Regions from separate parts of the Mus musculus genome. Here regions 1 and 2 are each linked to region 3. The links are chromatin loops, found by intact Hi-C in ENCODE. Cell type or tissue: left cerebral cortex. All regions are shown on one strand.

What was found. A loop is a pair of places that touch in the nucleus more often than their neighbours do. Peaks named below come from ENCODE experiments on the same cell type or tissue, not always from the same donor. Only the 100,000 strongest peaks of a DNase experiment are listed, where the experiment ranks them.
Region 1: it touches region 3 in a loop (10-fold over the local background); 3 of 42 quality-filtered maps call a loop at or near these places.
Region 2: it touches region 3 in a loop (4-fold over the local background); 5 of 42 quality-filtered maps call a loop at or near these places.

The regions. Positions count from the first base shown.
Region 1 is chr5:118,271,626-118,279,625 of GRCm38, forward strand. No RefSeq gene overlaps it. Among named protein-coding and RNA genes, the nearest start is that of Gm25076, 9.2 kb to the left of the region's middle. In left cerebral cortex, a CTCF peak has its summit at 6,709 (motif pointing right); DNase peaks (open chromatin) are centred at 3,170 and 4,836.
Region 2 is chr5:118,347,867-118,355,866 of GRCm38, forward strand. No RefSeq gene overlaps it. Among named protein-coding and RNA genes, the nearest start is that of Gm46942, 8.0 kb to the right of the region's middle. In left cerebral cortex, no CTCF peak of the experiment used is centred here; a DNase peak (open chromatin) is centred at 4,475; H3K27ac peaks cover 1,171 bases.
Region 3 is chr5:118,421,115-118,429,114 of GRCm38, forward strand. No RefSeq gene overlaps it. Among named protein-coding and RNA genes, the nearest start is that of Gm30657, 12 kb to the left of the region's middle. In left cerebral cortex, no CTCF peak of the experiment used is centred here; DNase peaks (open chromatin) are centred at 1,240, 3,812, 4,238 and 5,742; H3K4me3 peaks cover 429 bases; H3K27ac peaks cover 4,047 bases.

The DNA.
Region 1 (8,000 bases), 150 kb before region 3:
TTCAGAAAATGTTAAAATGTTTCATGTTCTAAGTGCCAAGAGCCCTAATTAACGCTCCTTAAAGATACCACCTGGAACTGTGATCTTTTGTTGCTCGAGGTCTAAGCTTGCAAGAATAACCCACAGAGGAAAAACCTAGTTTTTTAAGCAAACCGACCCCAATAAAAACATCTCTGTCATGTAGTCGCCTTTACTTCCTTCTGTGGCATGTGGTTCTCAGCACCTGCCGTGTGAAAGCCGCACTCTCTGAGGTGGTGGCTGGTTCTGGGTATAGTATCTGATGGGAACAGGGTAGGAAACGAATTAACCCATCCATTTGTGGTCTGCTGGAGGCTGAGCCCTGGTGGGTCAAGATTATGGAGAAGAGGGGCTTGCGGCTGCCTTGTCACCAGGCTGAGGATAGCTCTCACCTGCTGCAGCCTGATCAGGCAAGCTGGGTGTCTCTGCTTTGTTACTCTTAACAGCTGGGTAATGAATTGGCTCCCCAACACTCCTGTTTCTCATGTGGTTGCTGCGGAGACAGAAGCAGCCCCGATCTGTGTCGATGTCAGGAGCCAGGGAGACAGCAATGAATGCCACTCTAAACCATGTGTCAGGGAGGACGCCTTATCCATCTGATGAAGTACCTAAGTTAACTCAAGTGGCAGGATCAGGCCAGGGGGAAGAGAGGCTGGCAGGGGCAGGATCCTGATTAGGGTGAGATTCTGAGTCTGACCATTGGTCCTGATGCTCCTAATGGTTGGGACCAAACTAGACAGCCTGGCATCATGAGCTATCTCCCCATCCCAGATGCCATCAGCACCTCCCAGAGGGGAGGTAAGAGTCCAGGTGGTCCTTTCAGAACCAAGATTCTTCCTTCCATGGCTCCTGTTCACCCTCCAGCCCCGACTTCTTGCCTAAGTCATACCAGCAGCCTCTCAGGCTCTTGCAGGAACTGTTCCTCTCACCAGGGAGAGGGACCCTTGAAAGGTTTGCTAAGAGTCACTCGATGTTCTGCTGCCCCCCCCCCCAGGCTGTACTGTACACTCCCCCACCCCCTATGCCTTCCTTCATCCCTCCCTCCTTCCCTCCCTCTCTCTCTCCCCTTCTTCCCTCCCCTTCCTTCCTCCCTCTTCCCTTCCTTCCTTCTTCCTACATAGGGACTTTCCCATCCAGTCCGCTGGGCTGGCCTTGATCTCCCAAGCACTGGGTGACAGGTGTGCTCCCCTCTGCCTGGTCTCTTCACTGGATCACAAACTTCACCACAGCAGTGACCCACATCACATTGAACAGTGGGAGCTGGGGTCTCCGAGGGTTTGGGAACACGGAACCTTTCTGGGCACATTGCAGATTTCCTTGCAGCTCCCTAGAACCTGGTCTGCGTGGCTCACTTCCTCCCGTCCCTCCCTGTCTCTCTCCCTGGCTGGCCAGGTCGGCCTAATGCATAGTTGTGGCTTTGCTTTTTGTTACCTGTGCTCCTGACCCCTGCCTGGGTGGACTCTATGGCCGGGACTGCTCTCTCCCTCTGCGGCTACCTCTGGGTGCCAGCATCCCGTGAGCAGCGTGCTGTGTGCTGTGTCCCTTGAGTTCAGATGAGGATGGAGTTGTATGGGCGCTTTCCCTCCTGGCCTGGACACTCTCAGCTTTCCCTCCAGAGCCTTTCTGTCCTGTCCTTGTCTCCTCTTCCACATCAGGTGGCCCCAGGGCTCTGGGACCCCCTTCCCATGGCCTTACCCTCCCTTCCCAGCATGCAGTCTTCATCACTGTGATTAGCCACAGTGATTGTTCCAGGCCCGGCATCTCATTACCGAAATAAAGTTAACACTAATGGGGGGGTGTCCCGCAGCTCCGCTCTGCCTCACCTCCCCAAAAATACGTTCCTGGTGATTAGCGTGGAAGGCACACATGCATATATTCATTTTGCAACTTGGCCCTCCTCCCATCAGCCTTTGCCTCTGGAGTCCAAGGCCAGGAGCTCTTCAGCTGTGGGTGGAGGCAAAGGCGCTGGAATTGTTCTGAACCCACACAATACTGGGCAGCAGGCTACTGCTAATATCCCTGCCCCTCCCCAACCCGGTGAAAGGAAACCAACCCATTTCCTTTTAGGGTGTAGATGGAAACCACCCCCAGAGAACCAAACAAATGGCCCTCTGAGGTGTATAAGCTCTGAGGCGTGTCCTGACCCTGCCATATAGGAGCCAAGGCATATTGGCACAGGGCAGACACCCTTCTTAACCTTCAGTTCCGGCCCATGCCTGCCGCTGTGACTTCGTGCTGACCGGTGGTTAAACTTTCTAGACCAGACAAGGAACCATGGAAGGGGAAGATGGAGGTGAGGGAGAGTGTGGGGAGCAGTGGGAAGAATCAGATGGACGATATTCCTATTGTCCCCTCCGCCCCTGGAGCCTCCTTTTCCACTCCAGCCTATACTGGGAATATGAAATGGCCTGGTGGTGGCTTCTTACCATTTATAACAACTGGGAGCTCCTAAATCACACATGAATGTGCGCACTTGTAATCCCACCATTTGCAAGGTGAAGGCAAAGGGATTGGCCTTTCAAGGCCGTGCTTGGCTACACAGTGGGTTCAAGGCTACCTAGAGCTTTAGGAGACCCTGTGTCAAAACAGCAACAAAAATCAGTCCAGAGCTGCTGACTTCTCCCCTACCTCCGCCACCCACTACCCCACCCTAGGCATCACCATCCTGCCCACTTCAGATATGCAAACTCCACAAATCATTCTTCCAGGGGTACCCAGGAGCTGGCTTCCCAGGTCCGCCTAGGTAACCTGCACCATGTCTGCGGAGCAATTTCTGGAGGCTGATTGAAGAGGGGAGCCATTTGTGTGCCCCATGAGCTCTGCTCGGCAGCAGGCAGGGGGATGTGGCAGAGGGAGACAGGGACCCCTAATGAGATTCCCAGGCTCCATCTCCACCCACGAGTCAAGGAGACATTTCAAAAGGGGTTTGACACGGCATCCTTACCAAGCTGTCTGCTAAAATGCAAGGTGCAGGCCCCCAGAGAATCCAGAGCCTTCTGAGAGCGCGCCTGAGATAATCAGGCTGTACCAGTGTCTGCTAAGCAGCTGTTCCCACCAAGAGGGACAATGGCCCGGCCCCAGCCCTCGTAGGGCTGGTTTCAGCCCCGTCTTCACCCGCTGCCAACTCTTTGATCACTTCTCAACGAGGATCTGTAGGGCATATTACAAAGTGCTTTGGGCTGTCTGCCAGCAGGCACCTCACTACACCATGACAACAGCCAGAAGTGTCAGAGTGGGGAAAGAGCCGAAGCTTGCTGGATGCCTTTTAAAAAAAAATAATTATATTTGAATTTGAAAAGCAATCTTCATATATGTAAGTAGTGTCATTTATATGGAAAACTATGCCAGTCGGTCGCTCTACCCTTTTAATATTTGATGGCGCCCGGGTTCTCAACATACTTGAGATAAGGGTCCGGCGGCTTCTCAGGGATTTCTGAGACTCCTAAGCTGGGGGTGGGGGGGAAGCCACTGGAGACCTAAATTCAGCTTCTTCCTGGTTCCTTCTGTATCTCTCTGCATCCTGCCTGCAAGCATGCTTTGTTTAAGCTAATGGAGAGCATTTGTGGGGCTAAGGTGAGGGGAGGGGAGAGAGTGGACGACGTAGGGTCCCGAGGGGCTGGATGTGAGCAAGATACAGTAACATGGGTTTCTGAAAAATGTCATAATGGAACCTGTTACTTTACATGCTAATTAAAAACTGAAATCAGGAGAAAGAGGAAATTTGTTTGCTGTTGTCATCAGTGACATAATTTACCTAAGTTTTAGAAATCACAGCCGCATTGCCACGTTAGCCGCTTTTAGGTGTGGTGTGTTGCTTCACGGTGGCACAGCCAATGCTACCAAGCTCCGCGGAACCTTCGGACCTCACGCTGAACAGGACAGCTACCACACACTATCTCCACCTCCCTCTCTCCTGCCTGGCCACCAACCTTCCTCTTTCTCCCCATGGGATTTGAAGGTAGCAGGTTCCCGGGCTCTGAAATCACGCAGTAGTTTGTGTATGGTCTCTTTCTCTTAGTACAATGACCCGAGGGTCCACCCATCTTATAGCAGGGGCAGGATTTCATTCCTTAATATTTTTTTAATTTTTGAGGCAGAGTCTAAAATGTCCAGGGCCGGCTTACAACTCACCATGTAGGCGAGTTTCTGATCCTCAGCCCCAGCTCCTAAGCACTGGGATTGCACGCCTGCGTCACCACCCTGGCACCTGTGGTGTTGGGGATCGTTCTCATTAGGCAAAGGACCCTGCCAACGGAACTAATTCACCACCACCCCTCCCAATTTTCTTCCTTTTTAGAAATATTGGCTGAATCCATTGTATGGATTTTATATAACACCCCATTGCATGGATTCTGTTATTTTCATTTATCTGTTCATGAACAGTGGGGGTGTCTAGTTTCCTTGAATATGACTACCTGCCGGCTGACTATGCACTCAGGTCTAAGATATCTAATTTAGTTCTGACCAGGGCCATCAGATGGTTAGGAAAAGAAAGCCAGAGATAGGAAGAACTCACTATAAATTAGGGAAACTGAGGCTCAGTTTCTGATTCCTTAGGAAAGACTGGGAAATGAGGGCCCAGGGCGGGAGGGGGGTACCTGGGGGGACAGTTCAGTGGGTAAAGTACCTGGTCCATCCATATAAAACTCAGGTCATGACATCATAATGGAGGTATATGTGTGTAATTAACACCACACACACACACACACACACACACACACACACACACACACACGAATTCAGGAATGATGTGGAAATGAGCTAGCTCCCCGCTCTCCCACACAGCGTGTCACAGAACCGGTTCTTGCTAAATGTGTTAGAATAGCTCCCGTTGTCACACTACTCTGTGTGACCTAGTTCCTCAGGGAAGTGGAGGCAGCCGCCCACAAAACATCTAAGGGAAACAGTGGGGCATCTTGCTGAGGAGACAATTCTGTCCTGGAAAACAGGGACAAAGCCCACCCCCCCCCCCCCCCCCCAGTCACCAGGCTGTAGCTGGCAGGGGGCTGTTTCTTCAGGGAGAGCCACAGCGGAATCTCTTTGAGGCTCCTCTTCTGCAGAGACACATCAAGACTGTTGCATGTGGCCAGTCCATCACTTCTCTCTGGTTTCTCTCCTAGGCCAGAGATTCGAGCCCAGCTGGAGGCCCTCTGCCTGCCTTAAGGGTAAAAATGCTTGGCCTGAAAGTCTGTCGTGCCCGAGGTCTGTAACCACTGGCCAGCCTGGCCCTCCTTCCTTCGGCATTCGAGGAAAGCCCGCTGTCTGGTTGAGTGAGCGCCGCTATAAATCACAGTGTCACCACTTAGCCAGCCAGAGTGATTTAATTAATCTGTTGTGCTGTCCCCTGAGTATTGCTTCACCTGACTGCTAATCAACCCCCATCAGCAGGAGGAAAATGAAGACCCCCCTTTTCTTTGAACTGAAAAAGATGAAGGAGGAGAGGGCAGGGGAGGGGGGAGTGAATTGTGAAGTGCTGGTGGTGGTGGGGTACCCCAACTGTCACAGGACCAGTCTCTGTTTGGTATCTGTAGCCTCCTCTTATATATCCACTGGCCTTCCAGTCTCCGTTGAGTTGCAGGAGAGGGACACTTTTTTAGTGATATTAATATAGAAATCATTTATTGTCCGCCTCTATTTATCAGACATAATATCTTGCCTTGAGATCTGTGACAGCTTGCATATTGCAAAAAAACCTGAGGGAGGTCTGTGCTTTGATCAAGCGTGTGCCTGTGCGCACACACCGTTCATTGATAACCAGGGTATAGGCACCACTCAGGCAGAGGATTTTGACAGATGACCACCCCAATTCCTGTCACAGGCAAGCCGAATACATGCAAACCACAGTCTGTCATGTGAAGAGGCGGGACTTAGCAGTGTAACACTTTAAAGGTGACATGAGCTCCAAATCCAAGGTCCTGGAAGCCCGAAGAGAGTACCTTTGACTCTTTACGAATGGCTCCATTTTACAGATAGGAGAAACTGAGGCTGACCAGGAGAAGGGAAGTTCCCAAGTAACTTCAGGCTGTAGAGTCTTTGGAAAGAACCCATCCCATGGCAGAAGCCTCTTAAAAGAAATTCATAGAAAGTCTTTTGGCAAAACAAATACCAAAGAAAGAAAAGAAAGGAATAGAAAGAAAGAGAGAGAGAAAGAAGGAGAGCAAGCAAGCAGCAACAACAACTCTCTCCTTTGATACGACAACAGGAGGTCTTTTATCAGTTACACCAAGACTTGGATTTGTCCAAATCACAGTCTGCTCTCGCCACGCCCTTGCACACGGAAGTGGAGTTCCCTCCCTCCCTGCTGATGTAGGAGGGTGTTAAACCTATCAAGACAGGGTGAGGACAGCGTTCACTTGCCTGGGAACATTCCTCGTACAGACGTGTTGGGCATCACAGAGGTCCACTGTACTACAATAGATAGACGTGTCTTTTAAAAGAAGAGAAGCTCAGAAGGGAGCACGGGGTGTGTGGACTGCATGTGGCTTGCCCGGCATCTTGGGAGGTGAGTCCACACACAGTCACATCTTAGGCGCTGTGAACGCTGGGCCAGCGCCGTTCTAGAACTTGAGATGGGAGCGGAGTGACTGACATACGGTGGTAGAAAGTCAGAGCCTGCTTGCAGCCCAACGTACCCTTGGTAGAAAGAGGGGTGCAGAGTTCCAGGGGTGTGCTTTGCTGGTCCTCCCAACACAAGGGGGCACTACAACCCCTCTCCCTCTGTGTGAGCTCCTGGCTTCTCTAGGAATAGGCATCTTCCTGCCTGGGGAGAGGAGAGGGCGTTAGGGTTACCCATGCCCAAGTGCATGGGCATCCCAGGGAGCATGTCTCTCTCTAGCAGAGGAGAAGCCAAGACCAGCCTGCCAGCATCCCGTGGCTGAATATGGAGTCTGCAGGGGGCTTGAATTCTGCCATACCTATGCGCCCGCCCTCCTCAGTTTCCTTCTCTGCCCATCCACAGAATGGGTATTAAAGTAATCCGGGGCCGGCCCGATGGCTTAGCAGGTAAAGGTGCTTGTTACCAATCCTGGTGACTTGATTTCATTTCCCGGAGCCCTCATGGTGGAAGGAGAGAATGGGATTTCCGCAAGTTCCCTCCAACCTCCACCACGTGAGTTACGTGACTCAGGCCCTGCTTCCTACCCCATTAATAAGTGCATATTTAAAATAATTAAGAATAAAGTGATATGAAACAATAGACACAGAAGACTCCAGAGGAGCACGAGGTTCAAAGGAGACGCCAAACTGATGCGGTTTCTTCTTCATCCCTCGAGTCTACAAAGTAGGACTTCCATCTCCAGGTTCTCACTGGCCATAAAGTGTCCTCCAGACTGACTCTGGCCCCCAGGGACTAGCCAGGCAGTCATTGATGTGTTTGTTTATTTCTCCGTACAATTTGGAAGCATCTGTTCCTACATTTTCAAGCTTGTGGACTGGAAGAGCCCTAAGAGGTTGCTTTTGGAGGCCTGCGCATGTGTAATTGGAGGCAGAGTGCTTCTGCCTGCCTTTCTCTGTTCAGAAGCGTTCCATTTGAAAGAGAAGGTGCCGCTATTGCACCCAAGGGTTACACTGCGTGTAAACAGGTGTGCACTGAGCTTGAATGTAAGAAACGGCAGAACATTGCGGAAAATTGTAAGCAAAGATCTGTGTGAATTAGATTAAAACCCAGTGTGTGTGTGTGTGGTGGTGGTGGTGGGGGAGACAGGAGCGGGGGCAGCCTCCGTCTGCATCCACACTCTGTAATCCTGTTAATTTTTTCCCATTCAGTCTTTTTCTTGTAATATAGATAATGAAGTAGGTGCTAGAGGCTTACAGAGAATAGGTGGGTAAATATATTTATTCCAAAAAATGTATACTAGTTGAATACACCCATGATCTCAGCCCGTGAGAGCTGAAGGCAGCAGGGTCAAGAGTTCAAAACAACAGAGAGGGTTTGTGGCCCCATCAAGAGTTTGAGGCTGACCTGGGCAACCTAAGACCCTGTG
Region 2 (8,000 bases), 73 kb before region 3:
GCCAATGGAGCAGGAGCATAGTCTAATCTCCCGCAGGAGGCCTCTCAGTGCTCTCAGCCACGGTCTCGGCCAAGCCAAGACGCCCGCTGAGCAAGCCAAGGACTCTCTTCTCCCTGTGGGACCCAGCCAGAGCTGCCCTCTTCTCCCCTTAGGCCCCAGGCTAAATCCAGCCCCTGGGGCCACCACTCTGTTCCCAACTCTTCTGCGACTCCCAGCGGTGTCTGAGAAACTGATGGTCCCAGCCTCCACGCGGGTCCCGGGGACCCCCTAGCCAGCTCCGGCAAGTTCCCGGTGACCTCAGACTGTGTTCTCCCACCCCTAAAGAGGGATCCCATGGCTTCTCATAACCCGATGCTTGCCCAGCACCGGCCTGGGGTCTACACAAATAGAACTCCTGTGCCCCGCCTCCCCGAGTGGCCAGAGCTCTGGGGCACAGGTGGGACACCATAAATCCATAAAGTCCTAGGTTCGATCCCCATTAACCACCTTAAAAAAAGAAAGGAAAGATAGACGAAAAGAAAAAGACACACACACACAAATTGTGGACAGTGCTTGAGGAATGACACACAGGGTTGTTCCCTGACTTCCATGTAAATGTATACACACACACACACACACACACACACACACACACACACACACACACACGTGTGCACGGGCGTGAGCACACACACATACACATCACACTAAGAAAATAAAAATAAAAATACACGGGTGGCTTGTACCTGTATGAACTAATATCGTCACTCAGGAGGCTTAGGCAGGAAAGTCTCTACAAATTTGAGACCAGCCGGGGGTACACAGTGAGTCCCAGGTCAGCCTGAGCTACAGGGTCCAGTCTCAAGGAGGAAAGAGGCACACACAGGTATTTGTAAATGAAAGTATTTCTACAAATAAAAGTGAAGTACAGTGACAATCCCAGGACACATCTCACTCCAGAACCACGCAGACCTTGGTTTGACACCTAAAATGTTTTTATTGAATGATGTGTGAACGTTTGCCCCAAGGAGATGTTCAAGAGTATCCTTGATGGCGTTACTCCTGACATCTCTTGTCTGGGCGTGACCCAACACTGGTGAATCAGGACAGATGTGATGTGGGGCCCAGACACAAGATACTGTAGCACAGAGATGTGGGGCGCTGACTGGCAATGGAGTTGGGAAAGCTCATAAGGTCTACGATGACACTTCCTGCATCAGAGAGACAGAGTGTATATTCTGAACCCAGTGTCTAAGGGGCAATAATAATCATGAGGAGAGAAGCTGAATCAGCGGTGCAGATGCTTTGGTGGGGCTGGAGGGGCCTCTTTAGGGAGGTGGGCATGTTCTGGATCTTATCCCAGTTATGAAGACACATCTGGGAATATTAGCTGACTGTGCATCTTTTCATTCTATCTATAGATGTAACTGTTTGCTCTTTAAAGATAGCTACGGCCATGTTCTATAGCGAAGGTTGAGTATAGAATAGTCCTGAGTCAGATCTGATCAATTAGCTCTGTTGTCCATTCACTTGCCTGCTGCCTAAGGAAGTCTTCACATTACAGTTATAGATGCATGGCTGCACCAGAGGCTGTGTGTATAGCCCACAGAACCTCAAGTACGAGCTAGCCGCCCTTTGACCGCAACAACCCCTCCCTTCCATACAAATTCCTTTTGAGGCCTTGTGGGTGTATTATGTATGCACTAGGAAAGGGACCAGGGTCATTTCTCAGGGAAAGTGTTGGTTCTATTGAATGGCAGTCCATTTGGTCTACCTCAGACATGGCTGGTATCCTCTATAGATCTACCAGGCCTGGCTTGTTTTGAGGGACTGGGAATCCAGATTCGTACCTTTGCATGTTTTAAAGCTTCTGTGCCTGAGCTATGTCCCCCAATTTCCCCATCTTAAAGGTTATCCTTTAGGTGGACGGCTCCCCACTTCCACCCTTCAGGGGATTGTCAACATCATTTGATCTACCTGGAATTGTCTCTTCTAATTTTGTTTCTAGAAATTCTGATTTTTAGGCTGGGCATGGTGAGACATGCCTTTAATCCCAGAACTCAGGAAGCAGAGGCAGGGGTATGGCTGTGGATTCCAGGCCAGCCTGGTCTATATAGTGAGTTCTAGGTCAGCCAGGACTACACAGTGAGACTTTTTGTCTTTCAGTCCCTGTCTCTCTTTCTCTCTGTCTCTCAGTCTCTTTCTCTCTGTCTCTCTGTCTCTCTGTCTCTGTGTGTGTCTCTCTCTCTCACACACACACAAACACACACACACACACACACACACACACACACAGACACTCACACTCACACATGGTGGTAGGAGTATTAGTATACTGAGTCGTGAGACCTGGACACAAACAAACATGTGCCCTTTATTTCTTCTCCTTGGTGATGACCAAATGACAGCGACTAAGCTTGGTACACTAGCATCTGCTCAGGTGCCACTTTTAGGCCTTCTGACTCCTCTGTGCTAGTGTGGGATGGGACCTATGGGCAAGGAGGGGTCTTGTCTGATGTCTACAAAGATGATCCCCAAAGTATACAGTCCCCTTCTTTGTTTCTTAGTGTGCCGGCTAGTTTAGTGTCACCTTGACACAAGCTAGAGTTATCTGAGAGGAGGGAGCCTCAATGGAGAAAATGCCTCTACCAGATCAGGATGTAGACAAGTTTATAGGGTATTTTCATTATCAGTGATTGATGGAGAAGGGCCATCCCACTGTGGGTGGAGCCATCTCTGGGCTGGTGCTCCTGGGTTCTATAAGGAAGCAGGCTGAGCAAGCCATGGGGAGCAAGCCAGTAAGCAGCACCCCTCCATGGCCTCTGCATTAGCTCCTGCCTTTAGGTCCTGCCCTGCTTGTGTTCCTGTCCTGACTTCCTTCAATGACAAACTTTATTATGGAATATAAGCCAAATGAACCCTTTCCTCCACAAGTTGCTTTGATCATGGTATTTTATCACAGCAATGGCAACCCTGACTAAGACACTTAGGGACAGACATTGTGAGATCTTTAGTGACATCTAGTTACAACTTGCTTGAAATTTGCATTGACAACTGTCTTCTTCATTATTATTTCTTTGGGAGGCTATTCCTCTTTAAAAAACAAAAACAAAACACACACACAGTACACATTGCTTTACTTTTAAATTCTTTTAGACTATTTTTTATTTTATGTGTACATATGTGTGTTTGCACGAACGCAAGCCATGTGTGCATGGTATCCTTGGGGGCCAGAAGTTGTCAGATCCCCTGAAGCTGGAGTTACAGGTGGTTGGAAACCTAACCTGGGTGTTTCAAACCAAACTGGAAGTCATCTCTCCATTCCCAACAACAAGGGTTTTAATGAAAGGTGTTCTAAGCAGCATGTGGTTGTAGCCGTCCAGTGGCCATGGACAAACTGGGTATACCTGAAAGGAGGGCTGGAAATGAAAAAGGACAGGGTGCGAGAGGATGAAGCCAAGATAAAGGTTCTGATCAAGGCTCAAAGTTTAATTTTCAGCACTCTGTTTATATAGGGAAAACCCACAGACCCATCCTTTGTTTCAGCTGGATTATGTTGCAAAGTGAGCTCAGTGGGCAGTCTGTTCCTGTAGGAAACTGCAGGTGCAGCAAGGCAGAAGTCTCCAGCTGGGTCCAACTGTGGGGGTACTTAAGGTCTATTTAGCCTGTTCAAGTACTAGGGGAAGAACATTCGTGGTGGTTTGAATAAAAATGGCTCCCATTGGCTCATTTGAATGCCTGGTCATCAGGGAGCAGACCTGTTTAAAAAGGATTAGGAGGTGTGGCCTTACTGGAGAAAGTGGGTTAATTGGGCTGGACTTGGAGGTTTCAAACACCATGGCAGAGTCTCTCTCTCTCTCTCTCCCTTCCTCCCTCCCTCCTTCCCTCCCTCCCCTTCTTCACTTCCCCCTCCCTTTCTCTCTCTTTCCTCCCTCCATTTCTCCCTCCCTCCTTCCTTCTCTTTCCCTCTCTCTCCCTTCCTTTCTCCCTCTCTCTCCCTCTTCCTCTCTCTCTTTCTCCCTCCATTTCTCCCTCCCACCTTCCCTCTCTCTCTCCCCTTTCTCCCTTTCTCCCTCCCTTCTTCCCTATGTTTCTGCCTGCTGCCCGTGTATCAGGATGCAATGCTCACAAACTGCTTGCTCTAGTGCCAGCCTGTTTTCTCTCTGCCTGGATGATCATGAACTTACAAGTGTTGCCTTGGCCATGGTGCCTCTTCATAGCAATAGAACAGTGATTAAGATAAAGGAGATTGGCAGTTTAGTTGTTATGTCGCTATCTTTCTAGTTCCCTAGTAAGGACAAAGAAGAGATATAGACTCAGGGAAAGCCAAAATCTCACTAGCACCCCTTATGAAAAAGGGAACGGATCAACCTGGACAGATCAGTGGGTCCAGGTCTTCATTAGAGCATCCTCAGGTTCCTGCACAGTCATGGCCAGGGAAGCATACTGGGTTGTTTTACTGCAGGATGTCTCAGATTCTTCATCGTGCTAGTGTGGACTGTGTGGGTGGTGCCCCACTTTTCCTTGTTCTTGAAATTCACACAAGCAAAGTGTTCCTGAGAACCACATCCCAGATACACCCATTAGAAAAAGCTGGATTTAATAGCCTTAAGATTGTCTCTTGATAAAACCAGACCGTCAGAGAATTACAGATATCACAAGGTTTTGGTCACTTACAGATTGGTGGCGTTGGAGATTGCCTGACCTGAACAGTGGAACATGACAGAGAACCCAGGGTACAAACTTCCTATCATTTTTATCACAATCCAAAACAACAACAACAACAACAATAAACCTTTCATTGTATACTGTCATCTCAGCACTTGCTGAAACAGGACAATCAGGAGTTCAAGGCCAACCTTGACTCTATACCCAGATGAGACCAGCTTGGGCTACATAAGACTCTCCCAGAAAACAAATAGAAACCGATGTACAGCTTGTGGCTAGTAAGAACTGAATTTTCCTAAGCATCAAGCTTGCTTATGTCCAACACAATGGGCAAGAGAAAATTCTAAGCTAAAATGTCATTTAAACTAAGAGCACATTGTGGATGTGTTGGTGTGGGAAGAATATCGGGAGGTTGGGGTGTGGGGGGTGGAGGGGTGGGAAGTGCCAGTTAGGGGTGGGCAGGGTCTGGCCACTCGGCCCTGTAACTGCAAAGACGCTTGCATGAGATGGTGTGGTGTGAGACCGGAAGAATTCATGATCTACCAAAGAGGATGACCATGGAATTCAAAGAGTCTCATGGGCTTGGGGCATGGGAGTGGGACACATGGCTCAGTTCTTAAAGGATACACTGTTAAGTTTCAAACCCGGAATGGGGGCGGGGGGAAGGGAGGGAGGAATGAGGTGCCTATTTAACATTTTAAAGAGGACCTGGCCTCTAGCTCCTCCCAGGATTCCTCAGTCCCTACCTGTTTCAGGGCGTGGTTGGCATAACTCCGCCCTCTACCCTGAACTCTCCAGCCCAGGGGCTGGGCTGCCTGCCTCCCAGAGGCTCTTCCCAATATAATCCACTCTCTCTTCCCCTCCCCGGACTCAGTTCAGGGTCATGACCACGCTGGACTCTCCCAGATGTGTCTGCTTCTGGCTATGCTCCCACAGATATAATAATAAACATTCTCCTCCACCATACCTAGGAGCGCCTGTGTCCTTTCCTTTCCATTTTATTTCTTTTCCTTCTCCCCCCCCCCGTCCCCCTCCCCCTCCCCTCCTCCTCCTCCTCCTCCTCCTCCTCCTCCTCCTCCTCCTCCTCCTCCTCCTCCTCCTCCTCCTCCTCCTTCTTCTTTTCATTCACTTGCCTTGTGAGTGTAAGGACCTGGGTTCGATGTTGTGTTGTAATTTCAGTTTCTGGAGAGGAGGAGACAAGACCACCCGCTGGACTCGCTTACCAGCTAGCTTAGGCTTCTTGTCCTGTTTCAGACCATCACCATCACCCCAGGGCACAGAACAACGGGAAGCCACAGGGTCACGGCCTGCTAGTTTGAGAGCTGAATCCATTCATTCATTTGGGAAAGCAATCATTGACTAAGCACCTCCCATCGAGTGGGTGTGGCATGGAGACGCCAGGATGTGCAATTATCCCTGTCTTTAAATCCCCTTGGACACTTCCCTACAGGGAAACGAGGTTTCAGAGAGTCTTCAAATCTCTTTTCTACTTGCCTGGGGGAGGAACTTCAAAGATTGGGTCTTTCCACCAAGCCCTTGATGAGAAGCTTGCGGGAAGCCAGAGACACAAGGCGACATTATTCCCAGAATTAGACTCACGTGTTACTTTAGCTTTCTGTCCCTTCTGCCCCCTTTCCGGTCCCCCTCATTTCTCCCTCCCGTTTTCCTCCCCTTCCTTCTCCCCATCTCTTAGCAGTTCCTCTCTCCCTCTCCACTCCACTCCCCTCCCCTGCCTCCCTCTCCTACACTCTGACACTCTTCCTCTTCCTCCCAAGTCCTTTCTCTTCCTCTTTTGAAAAGTGTGCCCTCCCAGCACCCCAGGCCAATCGGATTCTCCAGGGTTGAGTTACGGTCCTGAACTCACTGACTCATTGGTCCGAACACCAGACTTCAAATTCCCCTTGAAGTCAGTGTGATCCAGAAAAAACAGTAGTGTTGGGGGAGATTTAAAATATCTCAGCTGGAGACCTTTGAAAGCATGAACACACACACACAGACACACACAACACACACACTTATACTCATGCTCACCCTCATGCACATATACTCACACTGACACATATACACATATACACACACACATACTCACAGTAACCCAGTCACATACATAATACATACACACTCATACTCACACACATATACACACTCTCATAACACACATTCTCTCTCTTATATAAACACTCTCACACTAACACACTCACAGATACTAATACACACTCTCACACACACTCGAGTGCACACACACACACACACACACACACACACACACACAAATCCTTTAGCCTCTGGGAAAAGCGGGAGCAATGGAATTCTTCAGAACAATTGCAGGGAATCTCTTTATCTTGATGGAATTAGGCTGCTTAATAAACTAGCCGGGAGCTACCTTGGACTCCCTCTGGAAACACACTCCACCACATTTTCTTCCTGGCACTCAACAGGCAGGAGAGAAATAGATTGTTGTTTTTTTTGTTTTGTTTTTTGTTTTTTTCCTTCCTGTGCTGCCCCTGAGACACAGGTTCAAGCTTGCCCTTCACTACCAAGCCAGCTTAATTCTCTGGAACTCTTCCTTGAACGTCAGCAGCCCGAGGGCTTTGTGCTCAAAGAGCAAGCTCTCAACTGGCATTTCAGGCCAGATGAGAAGATTCTGCTGTTTCTGTGCCCCTACAGGGGGATTACTGTGAAGGTCTGCTGGCAGGCAGGGCAGCATGCCTGGGGAGAGAGAATCAGAAGGTCTAAAGGTTTGATAGCAGAAAGCTAGCCAGGGCTCTGAGTTCAAACCCCACCCTACTTAAAGCTGTTGAGTTCTGCCCATAGCTTCTACAGTCCCACCCTTGGTCTTCTTTCTTCTGGAAAAAGCAACTTCATGTAAGGACCTCTTGCCTTCCTCTGGCCAAGAGGTAAACGCACAATTTTGACCATGCCAGATGAGGTTCTCTCAGAATTTAGGACTCTGTAGCCTTGGCGCAAATCCATCAAGGCATCTGGAAACCTCCCCGGGACCCCCCTGGGTCTCCATAGCCAGGGCAATCCCTGTGCCTTTCTAAGACTGTTTGGCTATTTTATGTTTTAAAATCTCTCTGGAAGCTTCTAATTCTGTTTCTGTTGTCTGTCTGTCCATCTCTTTCTGTGTGCATGTGCATGTGTATTTAGGGATAGGTGCGGGGGGTTTCACGTTGTGTCGGGCAGGCCTTTTGCCACTGAGCTACATCCTAGGCCCCACCCCACCCCCTTATTTTTCTTGCTGGCTCACATTGCTTTCTTCTTCCCTCCCTCTACCCTTCCCTCCCTCCCTCCCTGGCTCCCCCATCCCCACCCCCTTCTATTCAAGTTAGCCAGTCAAATTCTGCCTCTGG
Region 3 (8,000 bases):
TCATCATCATCATCATAATAATAACAGTCCCAGAGCTGAGCTTAACCAACGTGGCTCACAGGAAGCTAGCACCAAGCTAAGGGTAAAGGGTCATTATTGTGACCTGAAGTGCTGGCTTTCCCTCCCTCTCCCCCTCTCCCTCCTCCTCCCCTCCCCCTTCCCCTCCCCCTCCCCTCCCTCTTTCTTTCTCTCTTTCTCTCTTTCTCTCTTCCTCTCTCTCTCTCTCTCTCTCTCTCTTTCTTTCTTTCTCCCTCTCTCTCTTTCTCCCTTTCTCTCTTTCTTTCTTTCTTTCTTTCTTTCTTTCTTTCTTTCTTTCTTTCTTTCTTTCTTTCTTTCTTTCAGCTTTCTGCCAGGCAGTGGTGGTGCATGCCTTTAATCCTAGCACTTGGGAGGCAGAGGCAGGTGGAATTCTGAGTTCAAGGCCAGCCTGGTCTATAAAGTGAGTTCCAGGATAGCCAGGGCTATACAGAGAAACCCTGTCTCTAAAAACCAAAAACCAAAAACCAAAACAAAACAAAACAAAAAAACAAACAAACAAAAAAAAAAAAACCAAACAAACCAACACCAAAACCTTTCTATTGATCCTCCGTATATTTCACATCATGCACCCTCATCCCACTCATGCCCCCCTCTCCTCATACCTGCCCTCTACCCTTGCAACCTCTCCTCTAGCAGAGGGGCAAGAAAAATCTAACACTGGTTTTCTTGTTCAAGCATTTCAACTTCACAGTCACCTGTGTTCCCATAGGAGTATGCATATCCCCAGCTGGGCTCTAGGAAAGCCCCACCAGGCCCTGGCTTCACCAGACCCTGCAAGAGCCAAGGAGCGTAGAGGAGCTCTCGCCCCACCTGAGGCAGGCTTGCTCCTCTGGGTCAGCTCCGCAACTGGAGAGGGGACAAAGCCCTTTCTGTATTTTTGTAGGAGACAGAGCTTGCCAAAGAGCTCACCCTCCACAACCCCCACCCTGCCACGAGGCGGGGGGGGGGGGTGACGTCCAGGGGGCCGGTCTAACAAGTGGCAGAAGAATTTATGGGTCCTTCTGCCCTCCCTGCACCCCGTGTTCTTTTCTCTGTTCCAGGCTGGACTCTACCCGTCTCCTTCTCTGCCTTCCCTTCTCCTTGCACCTTCCCTCATGTTAATTATATTAGTTGCCATGGAAACTGTGATGTCATTGGCACGGGAGGGCTCAATGACATCCAAAAGCACAGTTTACAGCGTGGCTTGAAATGTATTCCATGGCTTGCAGCCTTGGCGTGTGTTGGGGGGTGGGAGGGGAGGAGTTACGTGGCGATTATATCTCAGGCACCATCTGGGCATGCCGGTGGGAAGTGTCAGGAAAGGTGGTTGGCTGGAAGGTGGTTACTTGTGGATTTTCCAGAATCCCAGACCCTGCGGGGGTCTCTTTACCCTTGGAGAATAAGCAGGATACCTCGAATGTTATAAAGAGTTCTGACTTGGCTCTGACCAACCCTCTTCGTGGTACCACACCCCACTGCTGCCCCAATTTGGAACATTAAATCGTTCCTGCTCCAAGTGGCACCCCCAACGTGGTTCATGCCAAGCGGCTGTGCATGCCTGCCGTGTGCACACGTGAGCACATGCCTACGGACCTCAGAGCTGAGCTGGTAGGGTGAAGATGTCATGCGCCGCCCGTGGTGGGGCACACGAGGATTAGCACACGTGCGCACGTGTACACACGTGCTCACCCATCTGGACTTCATTAGGGAAGATCCCATGGCCAATCTTCCTCCAGTCCTCCCCAGCATGGTTCACTTTTTCTGTGGGTCAAGGGCAGAATGGAGCTGAGTGGTACTAGGATGCCCAGATATCTTCCTCCGGGCCTGGAAGCTCCCAGGACTGTTCTGTATCCCTGGACCAGAAGCAGAGTGGATGTCCTCAGAGGGAGGTGAGAGCCACAGGCTCGATTGCTCCCCCAGGTTCTTGTGGCTATGTTCTCATTATCTGCCATGCCACTCAGGGCAAGCTGAGAGCTCTGGAAACATGCTCTGCAAAAGACAAGTGCCAACCCCCCCCCGGGGGGGGGGTGTCCCTTGTGAAGTCTGAAGTCTTTTGACTGAGATCAGCACGGTCAGAGGCTTGGAAGGTGGGAGGCAGTTGGGGACAGCAGGTCCTCTGCTCTGTCTTTCAGGGCTTTAGGTCCCCCATGCTCCCAGATCACCAAACTCCCTTTGCTCCAAATGTGATCGTTAAACCATCAGGAGGCCCCGGGCATGCTCACCAGCCAATTTTGGCCGGCCGGCCGTAGGAAAGGATGATGGCCTGACCCTATTGGACTAAACTGAACATGAGCAATGAGAAATGGGGCCCACCAGGCACAATACAGAACTGACTGGGGAGTCCCCAAGGGCTTCTTTCGGCCCATCTACTTCAGCTTCTGGCTCTTCTCATAGGAACTCCCAGCTTCCCTCAAGCCCTACTGTCAAGAGAGGCCATGTTCTCCTCACTACAAAGCCAATTCACCAGAGATGGGATTTCTGAACTACAAAGAGATCAGAAGTCAACCTGTATGTATTCAGTCTCATCCTCCACCGCGTGGCCCTAGGGATTGAACTCAGGTCTCCTTACTCTCCGAACCACCTTGCCAGCCTCTTGGAAGGTTTCTTCTCCTGATATGAGGAGGTGGCCTAGTGGGAAGGAGGATGAGGTGGATTCAGGCAGAGAGGACAGGGGAGAGAGCGAGGGATGTAGGAGCCGAAGACCACAGCTTCCTCGGAATGATGAAGGGCAGCCCCTTGGCTTCGCCACATAGCAGCTCCAGAGATGGTTCTAGGGATCAACCTGGCATACACTATCACGCACCCTGTGCCCAGAAAACCCTGGGACCACACTGCTGTGACACCACCAGCCACAACAACACACATAGTACTGGGAAGCTATGGGGATTGGGGAAATCAAAGTGCCTTGGATGAGGAAGAGCAAAGGTGTTTCCCCCTCCCCACTCCAGGAGGCTGCCCTCCCCCAGGGGACCCTTCAGGCATATCTGGAGATACATTGGGTTGTCACAACAGGGCTACTTTCCTACTAAAAATCTAATGGGCAGGGGTCAGCAACACTGCCAAGCATGGAGCACACAGGGGATGGCTGTTCAGAACAGACTGAGTTGGAGACTGAGATAGCCCAGTTTACCTGAAATGGAAATGTTGGTGTAGAGCCTGACAGTTGGAGGGAGGATTCAGGGGTGGGATCCTTCCCTGCCTTTCTGTGGCAAGGCTTGGTGGCCAGGAAGATCATATCGGTAGAGGGTTTGCAGGCCTTGGGAGATGGTGGCTAGTCGTGACCACCTCCCTGGTGCCTGGGTCACAGGCTCCATGTGTTTCCTGACTGCATGATGTGCATCTGCTACTTAGGAGCCTACCCAGGAAACTCAGACCCCTGGCCATGCAACTCGGAGTCACACAGCCTCTCCTGCACAGACATGCCCTGAGTCTGAAATGTTCCTATGTTTCAGTAACATGAGCCCAGGATGGGAGAGAGAGAGAGAGAGAGAGAGAGAGAGAGAGAGAGAGACCTTAAAGTTAGAAGGATACTGAGGCAGGGCCTTGGAGGGGTTGGGGTTGGGGACACAAAGACAGTAGAGACAGTAGGAGATAAAATGAAAGCTGGAAGGAAATGGAGAGAGATGGAGGGGGAGGAGGAGGAGACAGAATGGGGGGAAAGAACAGAATGTACTGTCCAGTCGTAGGGGGAGGCGAAAGGGAGGGGCAGGGAGTGGGATGGGGGAATTCTCCATGCCAGCATCCCCAGGATGGGGAAGCCCAGCCCTGAAGCTGAAGCCAGCAGATCAAGCATTCTCTCTGGTCCAGGCCTGGCCCTTTTCTCCACATGACTGTTGGTATGCCCAGTTCCCTGGACAACTGCCAACAGGAAATTCCTGGGACAAAGCTTTCCACTCGGAGGTTTTTGTTGTTGTTGTTTTTCTTTTTTACTTTTATTTATTTAAATATTGTTTTTTTTATTTTTTTCCACAAATGAGGAATGAACAAGAGGGAGGCAAAGAAAACAAGAGAAACCAGCTGGTTTATATATTTACACACATTTATACATTCTCACCCTGGTGGGGCTAGGGAAGTTCCGAATCCATTGTGTCTGTTGAGTCCTGTTCTTCCCCTGGAAGGATCTGTGACCTCACACTCCCATGATGTCACAACAGGTTGCCATGGACCTTGCTTTATTATTGTAAACAAAGGGCCTGCTCTTTGGGGCACTGGCCCTGCTTTCCTCGGGAGGAGCTGGGAGCAAGCCCCGGGTGTTGTGTTTTCCTGGGAAGGCTGCTGGTTCAGAAGTCTGAGAAGCTGTGAAAATACTCGTACACACAGTTCCCTCTGTGCACCGTGGCCTCTGGATGAGCCTCGGGCTGGGAACCAGAGCAATGAGGTCAGCACTTCTCCACTGGACCTCCAGCTTAGCCATGAGTCCTCACTGCCAGAAACCAGCTCCCTGCCACCCATCTTTCCCAAGGTTTCCACTCATTCACCCAAAGTGCACTAAGCACCTACTATGTGCTAGGTGCTGCCATGAATGGAAAATGTAGGAGTCAGTACCACCTCCTCCAAATCTCAGCAGGTCACCCACCAGCAAGACTGTGTTTGGTTTCACGGGATCACAGAACGGGGCAGGCCAGCTGAGAATGAGGAGCGCTCGCTCAGCATGAGTGTGGATACCTAACCTACCACATTAAACTAGGTGCGGTGATGCACATCTGTAATCCCAGCACTTTAGACAGGGGTGGAGTAGGATGGTAGGTTTAAGGTCATCCCTGGGCTACATCATGAGTTCGAGATCAGCCTGGACTATTTGATTTGATACCCTGTCTCAAGAAGAAGAAGAGAAGCTGGGCGTGGTGGCGCATACCTTTAATTCCAGCACTTGGGAGGCAGAGGCAGGTGGATTTCTGAGTTCTTTTGAGGCCAGCCTGGAGTGAGTTCCAGGACAGCCAGGACTACACAGAGAAACCCTGTCTCAAAAAAAACAAAAAACAAAAAAAGAAGAAGAAGAAGAAGAAGAAGAAGAAGAAGAAGAAGAAGAAGAAGAAGAAGAAGAAGAAGAAGAAGAAGAAGAAGAAGAAGAAGAAGAAGAAAGAGGAAGAGGAGGAGGAGGAGGAGGAGGAGGAGGAGGAGATGGGGGAAAGGAGGAGGGAGGGGAAGGAGGGAGGGGAGGAAGAGGGAGAAGAGGAGAAGGAAGAGAAGGAGGAGAAAGGAGGAGGGAGGCAGCAGAGGAGAAGGGAGGGAGGAGAGGAGGAAGGAGGAGAAGAGAAGGGAGAAGAGGAGGAGGGAGAGAAAGTGAGGAGGAGGGAGGAGAGGGGGGAGGAAGAAGAGGAGGGGGAAGAGAAGAAGAGGAAAAGAAGGAGGAAGGGGAGGAGAGAGGGGAGGAAGAGGGAGAAGAGGAGGAAGAAGATGAGGGGAAAGGAGGAAGAGAGGAGGAGGAAGGAGAAAAGGGAAGCTACAGTGAGAAGAGTAGAGGGAGGAAGGAGGAGGAGGAGAGTGGAGAGGAGGTAGGGAAGGAGGAACAAAGGAGAGGGAAGGAGGGAGGAGAGAGGAGAAAGGGGGAGCTACATGAGAAGAGTAGATGTAGGAAGCCACTTCACAAAGCTATCCAGGAGGACATCTTGGGAGAGGTGACATGCCAGAAATCAGCTGGAAAGCATAGGAACAGATGGCAGTGACAGAGGCAAGGGACAGACACTCCAGGCAGTCACTGTGGTGATGTGTCACAGTCTGCTCTCTTTTCTTGTTCTCCCCCACTGTTGCTATAACCGGATGCTACAATCTGGGTCATTTATAAAGAACAGAGGTTTATTTAACTGCATTTTGGAGGCGGGAGAGAAGTACAAGAGCATGATGTTCTAAGCGGTGAGGACTCCTCCCCTCCACGCACTGCATCCCAGTGCATCTTGGATGCCGTGTTCTGATTGGCCAGCCCTGAGCACAGCTGGAGCAGGGTAGGAGACACCTGTGTCAGCAATGTGTGGAGGTCGGTTCTCTCCTTCCACCTTGATATGGGTCCTGGAGATCTGGGTGTGTGCCACTCTCTGCTGAGCCATCCTTGCCACCCCGAAGGATATATTTAATATGACCCAGAGCCTAGGGAATTCATCTTGCAGTGGAGGAAGCCCCCTGGCTTCTAAGAGGGAAAGAGGGGTGCTAGCCCAGGAGGAGCCCCAACAGAATTCAAGAAGTTTTCATGCCAAATATGTTTTTGTTTGTTTCGAGACAGGGTTTCTCTTTATAGCCCTGTCTATCCTGGAACTCACTCTGTAAACCAGGCTGGTCTCGAACTCAGAAATCAGCCTGCCTCTGCCTCCCAAGTGCTGGGATTAAAGGCATGTGCCACCACTGCCCGGCACCAAATATGTTTTGCTTAAACAGTTCCAAACACCAAGGATGTTGATAAACATTGTTAGTCAGAATCTGTCAATGACCAATGGAAGCCTCCTGTAGCTGACACTAGCCTGCAGGTCACCCCTCATCAAACCCCTAAGTTTCCCACCCTTACACTCAGCATGAGGCTTAGTTTACCTGAAATGCAGCAGAGGGTGGAGGGAAGGGGGGTCATTTATTCCACAGCCCTAGTGTGACCATCCCCATATGCCACCTTCTATAACATTTTTCACAACAGGACACTGAAAGTCAATGTCCCACGACCTAACAGGCAGTAGTCAAGACAGGCTCCAAGGCAGCACCCCCTCCCCCCACCCAGGACACGTCAATGAAGTCCTCTATGTCATCTGTAGTATATCTACCATCGCTTTGCCTGGGAAAGCAGGCAGGGTCTGAAGTTAGAATGCTATCTTACCATAGGCAGCCTGATTAACTTCTCTGTGCCTTGGTATCAAATGAGAGCATAGTTTTTTCAGTTAGTCTGCAGCTCTGTCAGACTATGGGTGTGACCCTGGGTCACCCCTGTACCCAAATTACCTCCATGTCTCCTCTGCTGCCCCACCCCTCCCACCTGGCACCTTTCTGTTCTTATATCCACCTCTGAGCATGCTCATACCTCCCTTGGACCTTGTCCGCCCACACCTGTCACTTCACAAGCAACAATTCTTGTCCCCTCCTCAACCCACCTGGGGCACTTCCTTTAGCTTTAGTGACAGGCAGAATGGCAAAGTAGTACAGAAGTTGAGTTCCAGAGTTAGACACACCTCGTTCCCCATCCCAGACTTGACATAAGCTGTTTGCTCCTGAACAGGTCGCGTCCAATCTCAGAATCTCAATTTCATTCTCTTTCTCCCTCCTTCCTCTCCTTCCCCTCTTCCTCTCCTCCTCTTCCCCCTCTTCCTCTCCCTCCTCCCCTTTTAAAGTCAGGGTTTCATTTATTCCAGACTGGCTTTGAAGTCACTAGCTGAAAGTAACCTTGAACTCTCGACCCTCCCTCTTGCACCTCTTGAATGCTGGGATCACAGGCCTGCCTGGTTTCTGAGGTGCTGGGGCTGACACTCTTCCCCACTTTAGAGAGTCATCGTGCTGGGGGCGGGGTCCCTAGCACTTACTGAAAGCATATTCTACTTCCACGGGGAACCCCTGTGATGGCACCCCAACTTTGTAGGTCCCCCGATGAACCCACTGACGAACCTTACATGGAGCTGTGGGGTGGGGGTGGGGGAGAGGGAGTAGCAAACTCAGCATCCCAGGAGGCCAGGAAAGAGCCGACTTCAAACTTGGAAACACTGACAGACCATCGCTTTTTGGCTGTTAAGCCTGTTGATGCTTGTTGGATCCAAGTCAGCTAAGGTTCATCAACGGGATGCGCTGCCCGGTTTCCATTTCACGCCTGGGTGTTCCTGCTTGAGCATGCGCGCCTTGCCCCTGCCTTTCCCTCCCCCCCCACCCCCTTCTTTGCATTTTCCTCTCACCTAAGGCCCTACCTCCTTCTTCCTCTGCGCATCGGCTGTCCAGTCTCTTCCTTTTGACTTCCCCATTCTGTCCTGTTTCCTAGTATACAGTGAGATAAACATTTGTGGAAGCACTAAAGCCACTAC